Regions from separate parts of the Homo sapiens genome. Here region 1 is linked to region 2. Evidence: chromatin loops called from intact Hi-C (ENCODE). Cell type or tissue: heart left ventricle. All regions are shown on one strand. Links, peaks and the distances in the headings refer to the core of each region. The heading gives the core; the rest is flanking DNA.

Evidence for each region. Hi-C counts contacts between places; a loop is a spot of excess contacts. Peaks named below come from ENCODE experiments on the same cell type or tissue, not always from the same donor. Only the 100,000 strongest peaks of a DNase experiment are listed, where the experiment ranks them.
Region 1: it touches region 2 in a loop (2.1-fold over the local background); 17 of 110 quality-filtered maps call a loop at or near these places.

Annotation. Positions count from the first base shown.
Region 1 is chr10:48,991,556-48,999,348 of GRCh38, forward strand. No RefSeq gene overlaps it. Among named protein-coding and RNA genes, the nearest start is that of MIR4294, 9.9 kb to the left of the region's middle. In heart left ventricle, for the core only: no CTCF peak of the experiment used is centred there; no DNase peak of the experiment used is centred there.
Region 2 is chr10:49,403,113-49,410,905 of GRCh38, forward strand. No RefSeq gene overlaps it. Among named protein-coding and RNA genes, the nearest start is that of DRGX, 11 kb to the left of the region's middle. In heart left ventricle, for the core only: CTCF peaks have their summits at 4,627 (motif pointing right) and 5,485; a DNase peak (open chromatin) is centred at 4,639; H3K27me3 peaks cover 2,188 bases.

The sequences.
Region 1 (7,793 bases), core at 1,268-6,267, 410 kb before region 2:
ACATGTTAAAGAAAAAGGAAATAAAATGAAGATATTTTCTTAGTACAAGTGTATACATGCACAAACCTGTTTTTAACGAAAGAAGGAGGAAACATTCATGACAGGTACAGTCCTCGTTTCTGCAGCTGGTCATGTAGTTGTAGCTGGTATCTATGACTACCTTCTTCAACTACCCATTCTGGATTCCCTCTGCCTTCAGCAAGCACCTCAACAGGTCGTGGTTTTTTTCCTGGTAGAGTGACCCAAACCTTCACTCCTGAGGGGTCTGGGTCATTTGTAGTCCTGCCTGAATTGGGCTGTTGTAGTTTCCCATTGATCTTAATCACAGCGCATGGTAATACTAGGAGACACCCAAGTGGATCTCCTGTATTCTTCCTTACCTCTGTTATGCATACTCTTCCTTACCTCTGTTATGGTGTAGCAGACTGATTTCATCTTGATAGTCCGGGTCAATCACCCCAGTCAACATTGTAACTCCCTTCTTAGCCTGTTGAAGGAGCCCAAAGTGTCCAGGTACAATCTTAACTTTCAGTTTAATGGAATTGTTGTTGTGTTTCCTGTTGGCAGTGTTCCTCTCTCAGGAACTAAGACCGCTAGGCCACCAGAATGTAATGTCATGGGAACAGGAAGGAAAAATTTTGTTAGTGGATCACTAGGGGTGATGGTGAGCGGTGCCACTTCCATTTCCACCCCCTGATTCTTGGGCCTATGAATCCTGGCTATAAGAGAAATAGTGCCATATATTGGACACTGATTCAGAGCATACATGGCCTTCTAGAGAACCTTGTCCCAGCCCTGCAAAGTATTGTCACCTAGCTGGCATTGTAATTGTGACTTCAAAAGTCCATTTTTACCGTTCTATCAATCCAGCTGCTTCAGGATGATGGAGAACGTGGTAAGACCAGTGAATTCCACGAGCATGAGCCCACTGCTGCACTTCTTTAGCCACAAAGTGAGTGCTTTGGTCAGAGGCAATGCTGTGTGGAATACCTTGATGGTGAATAAGGCACTCTGTGAGTCCGTGGATGGTAGTCTTGGCAGAAGCATTGCATACAGGATAGGCAAACCCATATCCAGAGTAAGTGTCTATTTCAGTGAGGACAAATCTCTGCCCTTTCCATGATGGAAGAGGTCCAATATAATCAACCTGCCACCAGGTAGCTGACTAATCATCCTGAAGAATGGTGCCATATAGAGGGCTCAATGTTGGTCTCTGCTACTGGCAAATTGGGCACTCAGCAGTGGCCATAGCCAGGTCAGCCTTGGTGAGTGGAAGTCCATGTTGCTGAGTCCATGCATAACCTCCATCCTGGCCACCATGGCCACTTTGTTCATGGGCCCATTGGGCGATGACAGGGGTGGCTGGGGAAAGAGGCTGAGTGGCATCCACAGAAACAGAATGGGTCATCCTATCCACTTGATTATTAAAATCCTCCTCTGCTGAGTTCACCCGTTGGTGAGTGCTCACATGGGATACAAGCATCTTCATGGTTTTTGACTACTCCGAGAGGTCTGTCCACATACCTCTTTCCCAAATTTCTTTGTCACCATTTTTCCAATCATGCTTCTTTCAAGTCCCTGACCATCAAGCCAAGCCATTGGCTACAGCCGATGAATCAGTATATAATCGCACATCTGGCCATTTCTCCTTCCATGCAAAGTGCACAACCAGGTGCACTGCTCAAAGTTCTGCCCACTGGGAAGATTTCCTTTCACCGCTGTCCTTCAGGGATGTCCTAGAAAGGGGCTATAATGCTGCAGCTGTCCATTTTCGGGTGGTGCCTGCATATTGTGCAGAACCATCTGTGATGGTTCTCTTCCTCCTTCTGTCATCTGATCATAGGGAACTACCCATGAGGCCATCGGTGCAGGCTGGGGAAGAGAAGGCAAGGTAGCAGGAGTGGAGACCATGGGCATTTGAGCCACTTCCTCATGTAACTTACTTGTGCCTTCAAGACCCACTGGAGCCTGCTCACGTATATGCCACTTCCACTTGATGATGGAATGCTGCTGTGCATGACCCACTTTATGGCTAGATGGATCAGAAAGCACCTAGTTCATGATAGGTAGTTCAGGTCTCATGGTGACTTGATGACCCATAGTCAAACGTTCAGTTTCGACCAAAGCTCAGTAACAAACCAAGAGCTGTTTCTCAAAAGGAGAGTAGTTATCTCCAGAAGATGGCAGAATCTTGTTCCAAAATCCTAGAGGCCTCTTCTATGATTCATCTAAAGGGGCCTGCCAAAGGCTCCAAACAGCATCCCTATCTGCCACTGACACCCACGCAACATTGGATTGCTGGGTCATATGGCTTAAGTGGCAGAGAAGCTTTCACAGCAGCCTGGACCTGTTGCAGAGCCTTCTCCTGTTCTGGACCTCACTCAAAACTGTCAGCCTTTCGGGTCACTAGATAAATGGGCCAGGGTAACACACCCAAATGAGGAACGTGTTCCCTCCAAAACCCAAATAGGCCCACTAGGCATTGTGCCTCTTTCTTGATTATAAAAGAGGCCAAATGCAGCAACTTATTCTTCACCTTAGAAGGAATATCTCAACAGGCCCCACACCACTGGAACCCTAGAAATTTTACTGAGGTAGAAGCTCCCTGAATTTTAGTCAGATTTATTTCCCATCCTCTGGCATGCAAATGTCTCACCAATAAGTCCAGTGTGTTTGCTACTTCCTGCTTATTGGATCCAATCAACATAATGTCATCAGTGTAATGGACCAATGTGATATCTTACAGAAGTGAAAAGCCATCAAATTCTCTCCTAATAAGATTATGACACAAAGCTGGAAAGTTGATGTACCTCTGAGGTAGGACAGTAAAGGTATATTGCTGGCCTTGCCAGCTGAAGGCAAATTGCTTCTGGTGGGCCTTATGGACAGGAATGGAGAAAAGGGCATTTGCCAAGTCAATGGCTGCATACTAGGTACCAGGAGATGTATTAATTTGCTCAAGCAATGAAACCACATCTGGTACAGCAGCTGCAATTGGAGTCACCACTTGGTTAACCTTACAATAATCCACTGTCATTCTCCAAGATCCATCTGTCTTCTGCACAGGCCAAATGGGATAATTGAATAGTGATGTGGTGGGAATCACTACCCCTGTGTCTTTCAAGTCCTTGATGGTGGCACTAATCTCCGCAATCCCTCCAGGGATGCAATATTGTTTTTGATTTACTATTTTTCTCATTATTTTTCTAGATAGAGGCAGCTCTAATGGCTTCCATTTGGCCTTTCCTACCACAATAGCCCTACCCTACCAGTCAGGGAGCCAATGTGGGGGTTCTGCCAGCTGCTAAGTATGTCTATGCCAATTATGCATTCTGGGGAAATGACCACAGGATGAGTCTAGGGACCCACTGGATCCACTTTAAGTCAGACCTGAGCTAAAACTCCATTAATTACCAACCTCCATAAGCCCCTACTTTAACTAGAGGACCACAGTGAAGTTTTGGGTCCCCTGAAATCAGTGTCAGCTCAGAGCCAATATCCAGTAGTCTCCCAAATATCTGATCATTTCCCTTTCCCCAGTGCACAGTTACCCTGGTAAAAGGCCAGAGGTCTCCTTGGGGAAGGATGGGAGAAAGACTCATTGCATAAATTGTCAGTAATGTAGTGGGATCCTTCCTCAAGGGGACTTGGCCTCCATTCATTCAAGGGGTTATGGGTCTGTAAACTGGCTTACATCTGGAAATTGATTGAGAGGCTGTGATTCTTTGTTTTTATAACTCAAATTAGTCCTTTGTCCATAGAAGTTTTCTGCTTGTATAAATTAAGTAGGAATGCAGTATACTTCCCATCAATTTCACTTCTAGGTACACTGTGATTAATTAGCCAGTGCCAGAGTTCTACATGAGTCAGGCTATTCTGATTGTCGCTTTGCCTCTGCTGTCCATTATGGTAGCTATGCCCACCTTGCCTTTGATGATTGAGTGCCGCCACTTGGCTTCCGCCCCCTCGGGATCCACCTATTCCCATTGTATTTAAATTTTGTAGATGAGTGACTGTGGTTCCCACCATTAGATCTGGCATGCATAGGAGAGCAATTACGGGGCTCTTCAAACATGCAGGTGCTGCCCTTGCAAATCTATCTTGCAAGGCATGGGTCAAGGATATATCTTCTGGACCCTCACAGCTTTGGATGAGTAGGTCTAAAGTGACTAATCCACTCCACCATCCCAATCTCCCTAAGCCTTTGGATCCCTTCCTCTACATTAAACCAAGGGAGATCACGCATTTCCAGCTCATTCACAGTGGGCCATCTTTTAATCCATATTTCAGCTAACCAAGCAAATAAACTATTAGAATCTTTTTTTAACTCCCTAAGCTGCAACATTAAAAGCAGAGTCCTGGCTGGGCACGGTGGCTCACGTCTGTAATCCCAGCACTTTGGGAGGCCGAGGTGGGAGGATCAGGAGGTCAGGAGATCGAGACCATCCTGGCTAACATGGTGAAACCCCTTCTCTACTAAAAATACAAAAAAATTAGCTGGGCTTGGTGGTGGGCGCCTGTAGTCCCAGCTACTCGGGAGGCTGAGGCAGGAGAATGGCATGAACCCGGGAGGCGGAGCTTGCAGGAGCCAAGATCACGCCACTGCACTCTAGCCTGGGTGACAGAGCAAGACTCTGTCTCAAAAAAATAAAATAAAATAAAAAATAAAAATAAATAAATAAAAGCAGAGTCCCTACTTAGCAGGCCCAAATCAATAAATTCAGTCTGATCCAACTCTGTGTTCCTTCCACCATTATCCCATAAACTTAATACCCATTTCCATGCCTGTTGTCCAGATTTCTGTTTATATAAGTTAGAAAATTCAAGCAATTCTTTTCCAGGGAGGTGCACCTCCTCATGGGTCACACTCTCAATCTCACCTCCAGGGGCCCACCAGGACTTTAGTCTAGTTATAGGTCTAGAAGCAAACGGGGTGTTGCAGGTGGTTCCTGAGGAGAATCAACATTATTTTGCCTGGCAACGGCCTCGTGGGAGGCCTCACTGTTGCTTCAGGCAGTGCAGGGTTTATCTACTTAGACAAAGGTGAAAGGCTGATGGCAGCATGGGTCAGAGGGGATGTTGCCACTACTGGGGATGGGGAAGCTGTTTCTTCTGGCAAGAAATGTTCATCAGAGTTTACAAACTCAATGTCCCCAGCTTCATCAGGGTCCTCACACATGTCCCCATTCCAAGTTGCAGGGTCCCATTATTTTCCAATCAATGCCTTCATTTTAACAGTAGATGCCTGCATGCACCTTTTATTGCAGGTCACCCACCTGCATAATAAGAGCTTGTGCCTGTTTTTCCATAATTTCAGCTCTTTCTCTATAAGAGATAAGGGCAATCTTAGCAGATTTGAGGCTCAGTATCTGCTTCTAAAGCCAGGAGGCAGAATCCCTGAGTTCATTTTCTTTGATCACTTTGTCCACTGAACTTAGGAGCAACCAACCAGCTTAACTATGTTCCCTGGTTTTCCACATACAGTCAAATGTATTATGTACAGAGTCACTAAACTCCTTGGCTCTCATGAGCGGTGAATCAGGAGTGTCAAATGCATTTATTTTGCATAACTCTCTTAACAGTTCAAGCCAAGGACTATCAGTGTTCGCCATACTATTACAAGTAGAGTCCTTAGCATTTTTGGGTCTAATCATATTAAGCAGCCAACTCCAGAAATCCCAAAACCAACAAAAGAACTCCATCCTTAATATTCTGTTCCTCTAGAACCACTCCTGGTACCAAAGTCTGTATTAGTCAGGGTTCTTTAGAGGGACAGAGCTAATAGGATATGTATATATAATAAACTATTATATATATGTAAAATAAGCTATTTTACATATATATATGAGTTTATTAAGTATTAACTTACATGATCACAAGGTCCCACGATAGGCTATCTGCAAGGTGAGGAGCAAAGAGAGCCAGTCCAAGTCCCAAAACTGGAGAATCTGGAGTCTGAGATTCCAGGGCAGGAAGCATCCAGCACAGGAGAAAGATGTAGGCTGGGAGGCTAGGCCAGTCTCGTCTTTCACATTTTTCTGCCTGCTTTATATTTGCTGGCAGCTGATTAGATTGTGCCCACCAGATTAAGGGTGGGTCTGCCTTCCCCAGCCCACTGACTCAAACGTTAATCTCCTTTGCCAACACCCTCACAGACACACCCAGGATCAATACTTTTTTCAATCCAATTAAGTTGACAATATTAACCATCACAGACACTGTTAACAAAAGAAAAAGTTGAGCACAGAGAGAAAATATTTGTAAATAATTTATCTAACCAAGGACTTGTATGCAGATTATATTGAAAACTTCTCAAATCTAGTAATAATAGCACAGTAAAAGAAACATTTAAAAGGTCTGAACAGACACTTCCTAAAGAAGATATCCAGGCAAACAGGCACATGAAAAGCTGCTCAATATAATTATCACTAGACAAATGCAAATTAAAACCAAATGACATGCCACAACTCTATAAAAAGGGCTAAAATGAAAAAGACTGACCATACTGAGTGTTGGCAAGGATGCGGGGAAACTGAAATTCTTTTAAACTGCAGATGAGAATGTGTAATGATACCCACACTTTGCAAAACAGTTTGGCAGTTTCCAGAAAGATCAACACTGCCCTCAGAGCATGAAAACAGCCAGAGACAACACATGAATGCATATGTGAATGAGGGCGGCTGTGTCCTGATGCCACTTTATTTACTGTGGACACCGAGCTTTTGCATCATTTCCACATGTCACAAAATATTATTCTTCTTTTGATATGTTTCCAAAGATTTAAAAATACAAAAGCCATTCTTAGCTTTGGGGCTATATTGAAATGGGACTGTGGTTTCCAGCCCCTGTTCTTGAATAAGTTCCCAGGGCAACCCTGCGAAGAGCATGGAAAGCCCTGGGCACAAGCTCGATACTCAGGGACCAAGGCAGCAAACTCGGCTCCAGGTGGGGAGAGGCACCTTCTCCCCATGGGAAACACAGTGTGATTGGGGCTCAACAAGACTGAGGGGCACATGCAGAGCAGTCAGAGGGGGCTCAAGCAGCATGTCCAGTGCAAAAGTGGGGTCCTCAAGGGGGTGGAGGTATGTGACATTCACAAGGAAGATGCAGCATCCTTCAGGATCCTGAAAACCAGATCCTGAGGGCATGGGACACCCCCAGACAATGTCCTAGAACTGAAGGGCCCTATCTGGACAACCCACCCTTGTACAGTAGGGAATACAGCTCATAGAGGAGGGACATTCCCACCCCTCCCTCAAGGCTCCCTGGTGGAGCCTGGGGACTTTGGTGTCACATGGTGAGAGTAAGCAGAATCCTTCTCACCAGTATTGGGGGGGCTCAGTTCTTAAGACGCTTGTGGTGAGCAAGGGATTGGCCAGTTGTTCACCTGGTCCTTTGAGTCTCGGCGGTCAGTGGTGACGACCCCCAGCAGCTGGGGCAGGGGCACCCAGCCTCCCAGTCTCTTGGGGCCGCTGGACCACAGCAGGGTCACAAACTGGTGGTTTGGGGGACCAGGTAGAGCCTGCAAGTGTATTCTGTTTGGGCTACACAGTGAGAGTCATTACTTGGGGGTTGAAAGCCTTGGAGAGACTTGGATAGCCTTTCCAGTTTGCAGCAGAGCCTGTCATTTCCTACTGCTTTGTTTTTGCAGGCTACTTCAGGTGTGGACAATATTAGACTTGCCCCAGATCCTGTTTTATTTGACAAACCTGGGCAACACCTCAGGGAGATTCAGGGCTTGGGGACTGTGCAGAAGCCCTCATCTCGCTGTGATCCTCACTTCTTGGGTGTAA
Region 2 (7,793 bases), core at 1,541-6,540:
AGGACATGGCTCCCCTCAAACAAAACGCACGTTCAATTGCCCATATTAAGTGCTCGATAAATGTGTGGAATTTAATGGAAATTACCACGGAAGGAATGAAGTAAGTTTGCTACATGAATAATTAGCAAACACAATGAATCTTTTCCATTTCTAAGACTTGGATTATGTACATAGCTGCAGCAGGAGGCGTTTGGGTTTTCAACCAGGAGAACTTGGGGTCAAGTCTGGCCTCTTAAACCTCCCTATTGACAAGGTCTGCCTGTCAGTACTTGATCCAGGCATCAGTAGGTTATTCTCGCTGCCCCCAGCACTCTCTCTTCTTTCTCTCTTTCCCTCTCCCCGTTTCTCTTTCTTCCTTTCACCACTTCATTCTTTCTCTTTCCAGCCCTCTCTCTCTTCCTCTTTTTTCTCTCCCTGTCTCTCTTGCTCTTTCTCTCCTTCTCTCCCTCTCCCTCTCTCTCCCTTCTTTCTCTCTCTCCTTCTCTCTCATTCTCTTCTTTCTCTCCTTCTTTCTGTCTCTCTTTCTCGCTCTCCCCTTTTTTCTCTCCCCTTCTGTCTCTCCTTTCTTTCCTTCTTTCTCTCTCTCTCTCTTTCTCTCTCTCCTTCTTTCTCTCTCTCCTTCTTTCCCTCCCTTTCTCTTTCTCCCCCTCCCTTCTTTCTCTCTCTCCTCTTTCTCTCTCTCCTTCTTTCCCTCCCTTTCTCTTTCTCTCCCTCCCTTCTTTCTCTCTCTCCTCTTTCTCTCTCTCCTTCTTTCCCTCCCTTTCTCTTTCTCTCCCTCCCTTCTTTCTCTCTCTCCTCTCTCTCTCCCCCTCCCACTCTCTCACACACGCAAAGACACACACAGTGAATACTTCTCAGCTGTGACTTCACTGTCATGCTCTTGCAATCCTGGATCAGCAGGGCCCTCCGTCTCCCCACCTGACCAGCCCACTCCCATCCACATCGGTCCCACCTCTCCAGGACTGCCCTCTGCCCTCCCCAACACCTCACTGCTCTGCTCTTGGTGACTCTGTTGGCCATGACCTTGCATGGCATAGCCAGGCCATAACAGGACTCCTCAGCACATTTCCCAGGGGTGGGGCACTGCCTCCCTCTCCTCCCCGTGGCCTCAGTCTCACTCAACAGCAGACTCTCAGAGCACATTTAGATCGCAATAGAAATATTTATTCCATGAAATTGTCTGCTGTCTAGGCAAGGCTGGCCCAGGCAATTCCCACTTTTCAGCCCCATCCCCAATCAGCCTGCAGCCCCCACAGGCCAGCCTGGCGAGAGGCAAGGTAACACACAGGGAGGCATGCACCTTTGCCCACCCATCCATCAGCCTCCTTATCCATTATTCAGACAGCTGTGCAGCCCCGTTTCGGTGGTCAGGTAACATTCAGCAGATGTACCTGGGGACCTGGGGAGGTTGGGGTGTTGGGAGGGCCTCGTACAGACACTGTAGCAAAGCTTGCCAAATCGAGACCTCCAGCAACAGGGAGTAGGTCCCCTGGATGCAGCCCTGGAGAGGACCTCAGCTGTCCAAGGCAGCCCCTCAGCCCCGGCAGCTTGGGCTCAGGGAGTCCCAGCCAGCCAGGCTGTCCATGGCGTCTTCACTCCCCCGCCACACCAGCCCAGCTCAGGACCAGGCCTCCCTTTTGCTGGAGGATGGAGGCCCCTCCTGTAGCCTGCACATTCTTCTTCTCCCTTATGCACTCATTTCTTCAACAGATGCTCACTGAGAACCCTGTTCATGCCAGCCTTACATGGGGGCAAAAGAAAAGAGATGTCATTTCCTTCACAGTGCTTAAACCTTTTAATATAATATTTGTGTGTGTTCGTGTATGTGTGTTTACCAATATTATTTCCCCAACTAGACTGTAAATGCTGACTGTAAACAGCAGGTCAGCATGGGCTTAGCAGTGCTGGCACCTAGTAGGCATAAAATAAAGATCTGTTCAATGCATACATTAATAAGACAAGATCTACAGCTTCAAGTCACAGAGGACATAGCCGTGAACAAAGCATTTGGAGATAAGTGCCTCAGACAGCGAACAAAGCCAGTGCCTCCCTGCAGTGCTGGGCTGGTGTCCTTCAGTGCTCTCTGGGACAAGTCAGGCCTTGAATAATCGCATGAATTAAAGAGGGACAATCAATTGTCTCTTCTTTCCTGTATCTGTTACTAAAGGTTGCTGAGGGCCTTTAGAGAGTCACCTTCTACATGGTCATGGGGATACACGGTGTGCGAGCCAGGTGAACACCCTCTCCAGTCTTACAGGAAAGGCTGCAGCAGTGGGAAGGCACTTCTCCCTAGCCTGCTTCTCTTGACTGCACCCACAAACCATCCCAATGGCTACTCTCCCACCACTCTGCAGCTGAAGTCATAGAATGGATATGGGGCTTCATGTCCCAAATCCTTATTGCTGCTTTCCAGCTCTTTGGTTGTCTTAGCTTTTTGAGCATCATTTTTCCCATCTGCAAAGCCAAAAGGATTCCCATCATGGAAGAACTACTGTGTGAAATGGTAACATTCTCCACAGCTGATGGTGGTGGTTAGCAACTGTGACAGCCTTTCAGAAAACAGAGGAGGGGGGCAGCCCTTCCACATCTGCATATCTGTCCTCACTCCTGAAATGCCCCCCGTCTTTCTCTCTCTCCCTCTCTCTCCTTCCTCCTTTTCTCTCTCCTCCTCCTCTTCCCTTTTTCCCACCCTCTCTCCCTACTCTCCCCTCCACTCCCTCCTTCCCTTCCTCTTTCCCTTCCCTCCCACTCCCTCTCCCTCTCTCCTCACCCCTTTCCCTCTCCCCTCCCTTCTGTCCCTCTTCCCCCTTTTCCTTCTCCTCCTGCCTGTCCCCACCCAGGTCCAGACTCTGTCTGGCAACATCTATGCTAAACTCTGCTGTGTCCAAGTAATGCCTACTCCCCATTCCCTGCAATGGCTCTCCCAGGAGCACCTGCCTTGGCTCTCATGTCCTCGCCCCTTTAACCAGGAAATTGTGTTTGGAGTTGGGGGGTAGGAATGCAGAAGGGGTGAAGGGAAGGGGACCCTCATTTCTTACTTTAGGCAAAGGTTACCTTCTGGCTGTCCAGCCAGTGGGAGCATTGAGTTGTTTGGCCAGTGTCAGTATTAGAGTCGTTTTGTATTTTCTAAAATGTGAAAACAATTGCACGGAATGCATCTGGCGGAGGTTCTGGTCCCTTGGAATATCTCACCCCTCACACAAGGATACTTTCTGTCTCTTGTCTGAAGGCAGCTGAACTTATAATCCCTGAATGTATTTTTTAAGTGCTTTGTTTATGGCTGACTTTCCTTTTATTATGCTCTTCAGAAAAAGTTGTCTAAAGGAAAATCAATCAATCAATGAATTAAATGTTTAAAAAAATTTTAACGAAGGACATAAGACAAAAAATTAAAACTAGCAGTGGGAGGTGGCTCATGCCTGTAGTCCCAGCACTTTGGGAGGCTGAGGCAGGCCCAGGAGTTCCAGACAAGCCTGGACAACATGGCAAAACCCCATCTGTACAAAAAATACAAAAATTTGCTGGGCTAATTTTTGTTATTTTCTTAAAATAAATTTTCAGTAGATACATGATCTGATCAAAGAATAAGCATATTGCAGATGCCTCAAATTACTCACAGTCCTTCCTATTTCTGTGAAAGCCCATCAGTGACCATTGGCATGCAAGTATTTTTCTCTTCATCTTCACTTCCACCTTGAGCAACCTTCAGCTCCCCCTCCTTAACCAAGTGGCCCATCCTCTTGGGTGGTGAGACACCCACGAGCACAGCTCCATGTGGAAAACTACATCCATCATGCAAATCCCAGAGGCCTCTGAGTCAGCCACTCTAGTCAGTGGTGGCAAAGTTAGAGCCAGGCAGGGTCTCAGGGACGGCCTGGGATGTTGGACACTTATGTGAGGACCCAGGCCAGGGACAGAGGTCTGTAGGAAAGCCCTGAGCCTCCAGATAGATGCTTCAGTAAAGAGGCTGGCTGGGGGAAGAGGTCATAAGCAGGTAGCCCAAAGCTAAAGGTCTCTGGGGTGGAGCTGGAAGCCTGTAGAGGCAGGTCCTAGGACAATCAGTCATGAGGTCAGGGGTCTGTTTTCCGTGGCCAGGAAAAAAGATACTCACAAGTTCAGATAGTAAAGGAGTCAAGGTCAAGGCTGCTGGCTGTTTCTCCCAGGCAGGGTCATCTAGCATGTGGCATATGGTGGTCCTCAGAGCCTCCCCTGAACCCGCTTGGCTCCTCCCACGGTCTCAGAGGGCTGTCAGCAGCAGATGGGGCTCTCTGCCTACAGCCCTACAGAGAGACTCCTCAGTGGCCATACTTTCTGGGTCACTGGACAGAACTATAAACTCCATAAAAATGTAAATTCAGAGTAGTAACCACTGCCTCCGAGGGAGCACAGGGGAAACAGTGGGAAGCCAGGTAGCCTGCCACCAATCGTGGGAAAAGGGAAGTGGGGGCAGGGAGGGGTCTCTGCATCCCCAACATTCTCCCAGCTCAACTTCCTCAGACTGGGCTGAGAAGAGGCATTAACCTACTTGGTACTTTCTGAAACAGCTGCTGCTGTCCTGAAGTTGCACAGAGCCACCCAGCCCAGAATCATCCTCACTGATTTCAGCCAGAGCCAACAGCTGCCACCAGGTGGCACCAAACTGCAGACGGAGTAGCTCCTTTTCCGCTGGAGAGAGCTTCATGTGGATGGCAGGAGCCAGGGCCAATCTGGGTGTTCCTGCTCCTACTAAGGCCCTGGAACAGCCTGGGGTATCAGAAATTGCAAATGCCTGCTGGGTGGAGAATGGATGGATAGGTGGGTGGATGGAAGGAGGAAGGAGGAATGAAAAAATGGATGGATGAAGGGACAGATGATGGAGTTCATTCTACCTCCCTAGCCCCACAGTAGCTGGGCACCCCTTCTCCTTTAGGTGGGCACCACAGGTGAAGCTGGAGATGTGCCCTGGACCTCACAACTCCAACTCAAGAATATGTCCTCCCAGGTGCCTCTGCCTCTAGCTCCACCTGAGGTACACAGCCTGGAGAGAGGGCCTTTATTGAATAAATTAGTGGGGACAAGGTCTGCCTTCTGTGTCAGGGGGTAGAGAGCAAGAGGTCACTGGGGTGTCCTCACACTCTGCATCACACCGGGGGCAGTCGGGGAGAAAACCCATTCCTGTACCCCGTTCCCACTCCAGCCTGGCCAGACACCATCACCCACCTTCCCACCAGTCCTTGCCCTTCCCACTGTCTGGAAAGCTGCCCCTGGGTGGCCTTCAAGACTCTGGCCCTCACTTCATCCTAATCTCGGCTTAAAGTCTTCTCTTCAAGAGAAGACTTCCGAGACGAAAGAAGCCCAATTCTCGTCCCCACTACTCTCCACCTTTATTCTTGCTTTGGTTTCCTGCTTAGCTGTTAAGTCCTTCTCAAATGCTTTATTGGCACATGCTTGGTGTCTGTCTCAGTGCTCTCATGCAAGCTCCACGGTGCACCCTGGCTTCTAGAACAGCACCTGGCATGCAGCATTTTGTTACGTAAATGAGCCCCAGCTCCCCTACTGGCTGGACCAGCAATAGGCAGCCCCTGGTCCCCATGGCTACCCCCAGCCGGACTCCCCTCCACCAGGAGAGTTCATTATCCCTGAGAAGTTCACCGTTGCAGTAAAAAGGCGACACCTCCTTAATTACCCTGCTAATTACAAGTCCTGTAGTCCTCAACTGTGCACCAACACCGTTGCAAATCTCATTTCCTTGCAAAGTCCAGGATAAACAAATCCAATATATTTTGTTTTAATTATTGCTGTTTAATGGACCATAATGAAACTATAGTGAGGGTGCACAAAAGGAGATCATTTGGAGTATCCACCTGTGCAGGTCCAGTGGTGAGTGGGAGCCTCGATGTTCAGGTTTCATTTACCGTAATCCCAGCTGCCTCTCTGTGCCCAGAAATCCCATCACTTATTTATCGGCCTTGCCTTTGGCTCTGAGCCCGCCACCAGGGCAGGATGTCTGCCCTCCTGGAGAGCAATCTAAAACCCGAGGACCTCGGGGATGGTGGAATTTCTCCACATGCCAGGTGCCTGGATTTGACAAGCCACACAAAAAGGCATTTTGTTTTATCTCAGGGTTTTTTCTTTTTTCCATTTTTACAGGCTAAAACAGTTTATCATACATATATTGACTATATTGTATTTTTTTAAGTTGTTTGTGCCGGGCCAAGGTGGGGGGACTTCCTCTTCTCCGCCTGTTTTCTTTTTGAAAGGTTCATAGCTTGTGAGAGCTTTTAATGTCATAAGGCTTTCATCTTCCATTTGTCATCTGTGACACAGATGTTTTTCCCAATTTCTTGTGTGGCAGTGGTTGTGTGTCCACTCACATGACAGTCTCAACTGCCTCGGCCCTTTTAGTCTTGGTGAGGGTGGGAGACAGCCCCCAAGGCCCCATTCCCCCAGAAAGTCCTTGCGGCAGGAACATCAGAGCTCCACCAGTTGGGTGAGGTAGCACCCGGCACTGATTCTCTGGCTACCCAAGAAGAGAGACCCTCTCCTTGCCAACCCCAGCAGGGCCTGTCTCACCCATCTTCCCCCCAAGGGCCTTCCTCCTTCCTGCCCTCCTGCATCCCTGGCTCTTCAACCTCTTTATTCCCATCTTGCATTCAGGCTCCTGGCTTTTTGAGTCTTTGTTTCTACTTAGGAAGGGATTAGGGGAGGACAAAACAACCTGGGACACCAAAGAGGGAAGAAAGGGGAAAGAAATCTGCAAGAAAGCCACACAGTCCAGGAGCGCGTCCAGCAGGACAGCTGGACTTCACCGGTGTGTTTTCTCAGAAAGTCTTCTAAACCCTGTGGCCCTCCCCAGGTCTGCAGGTGGGGCTCCTTTCAGAATTCACCATCATCAAAGGAGCACTAGATGGCAGGATTGGGGGAGGCTGTGTCAGCAGCAGAGGAGGTGGGAGGACCTTTGAGACTGCTGCAGGTGAAGCTGGGCTCTGCAGACCCACATCGGGCTCCTTACTCACTGTCCTTGACCCTAGAGAGCCCAGACAGCCCCAGGAGGAAGTGGCAGATGCCCCTCTCTGGGATTCCTTGGCTCAGCCTGGGGCCGGCCCCGGGCACACAAAAAACCAGAGGGGAGCTGAGGCAAGTAGCGGGCTTATCTGGCTCCTAATTATGGTCCTGGGGTTATTGGGAGAAAGTGGGTCTTGTATGTGCTTCTATCTATTCAATCAACAAACTGTTGCCAGGCCAGAGGGTCCCAGGCATTCCCAGGGTTGTCCTGCTGTGGGGGCACCTGCGTAGTGATGGGACAGAGGGCTCTGCAGGTGCACTAAGGAGTTTATTCCCATTTTGCTGCTGCCAGCAGCCTGTGCTTTTATAGATTCATTCCTGCGGTCCTGTTACCTCCCCCTTATCTTTATTAAGTAGCAGACATGTTCCTAACACCAGGCCTGGGCACTCTGCCCAGCCTGGGCACTGCCAGGCCTGGGCACTGCAGAGGAGTGCTGGCAAAACCAGCTCCCGGGTGCTCCCAGCCCAGCCCCACACCATCTTCTTGGCTGGCTTTTATGTGAACTAGTGTTTGTCTCATCTCCTCACTAGAGATGAGTGTCTCTTGCTTTCTATTTGCTTACTGTGCCATTTATTCCCCCATAAGCCCTTTAAGAGACGTGGTATTTCCCATTCTTTGCAGATAAGAAGCCTGCCACTCACAGAGGTGAGGGAATTTTCCTAAGGTCACACAGCTGGGTGGCCAGGGACAGAGCCAGGTTCAAATGCAGGACTTTGAACATATCCTCGGTTCACAGAGGGCTGGGATG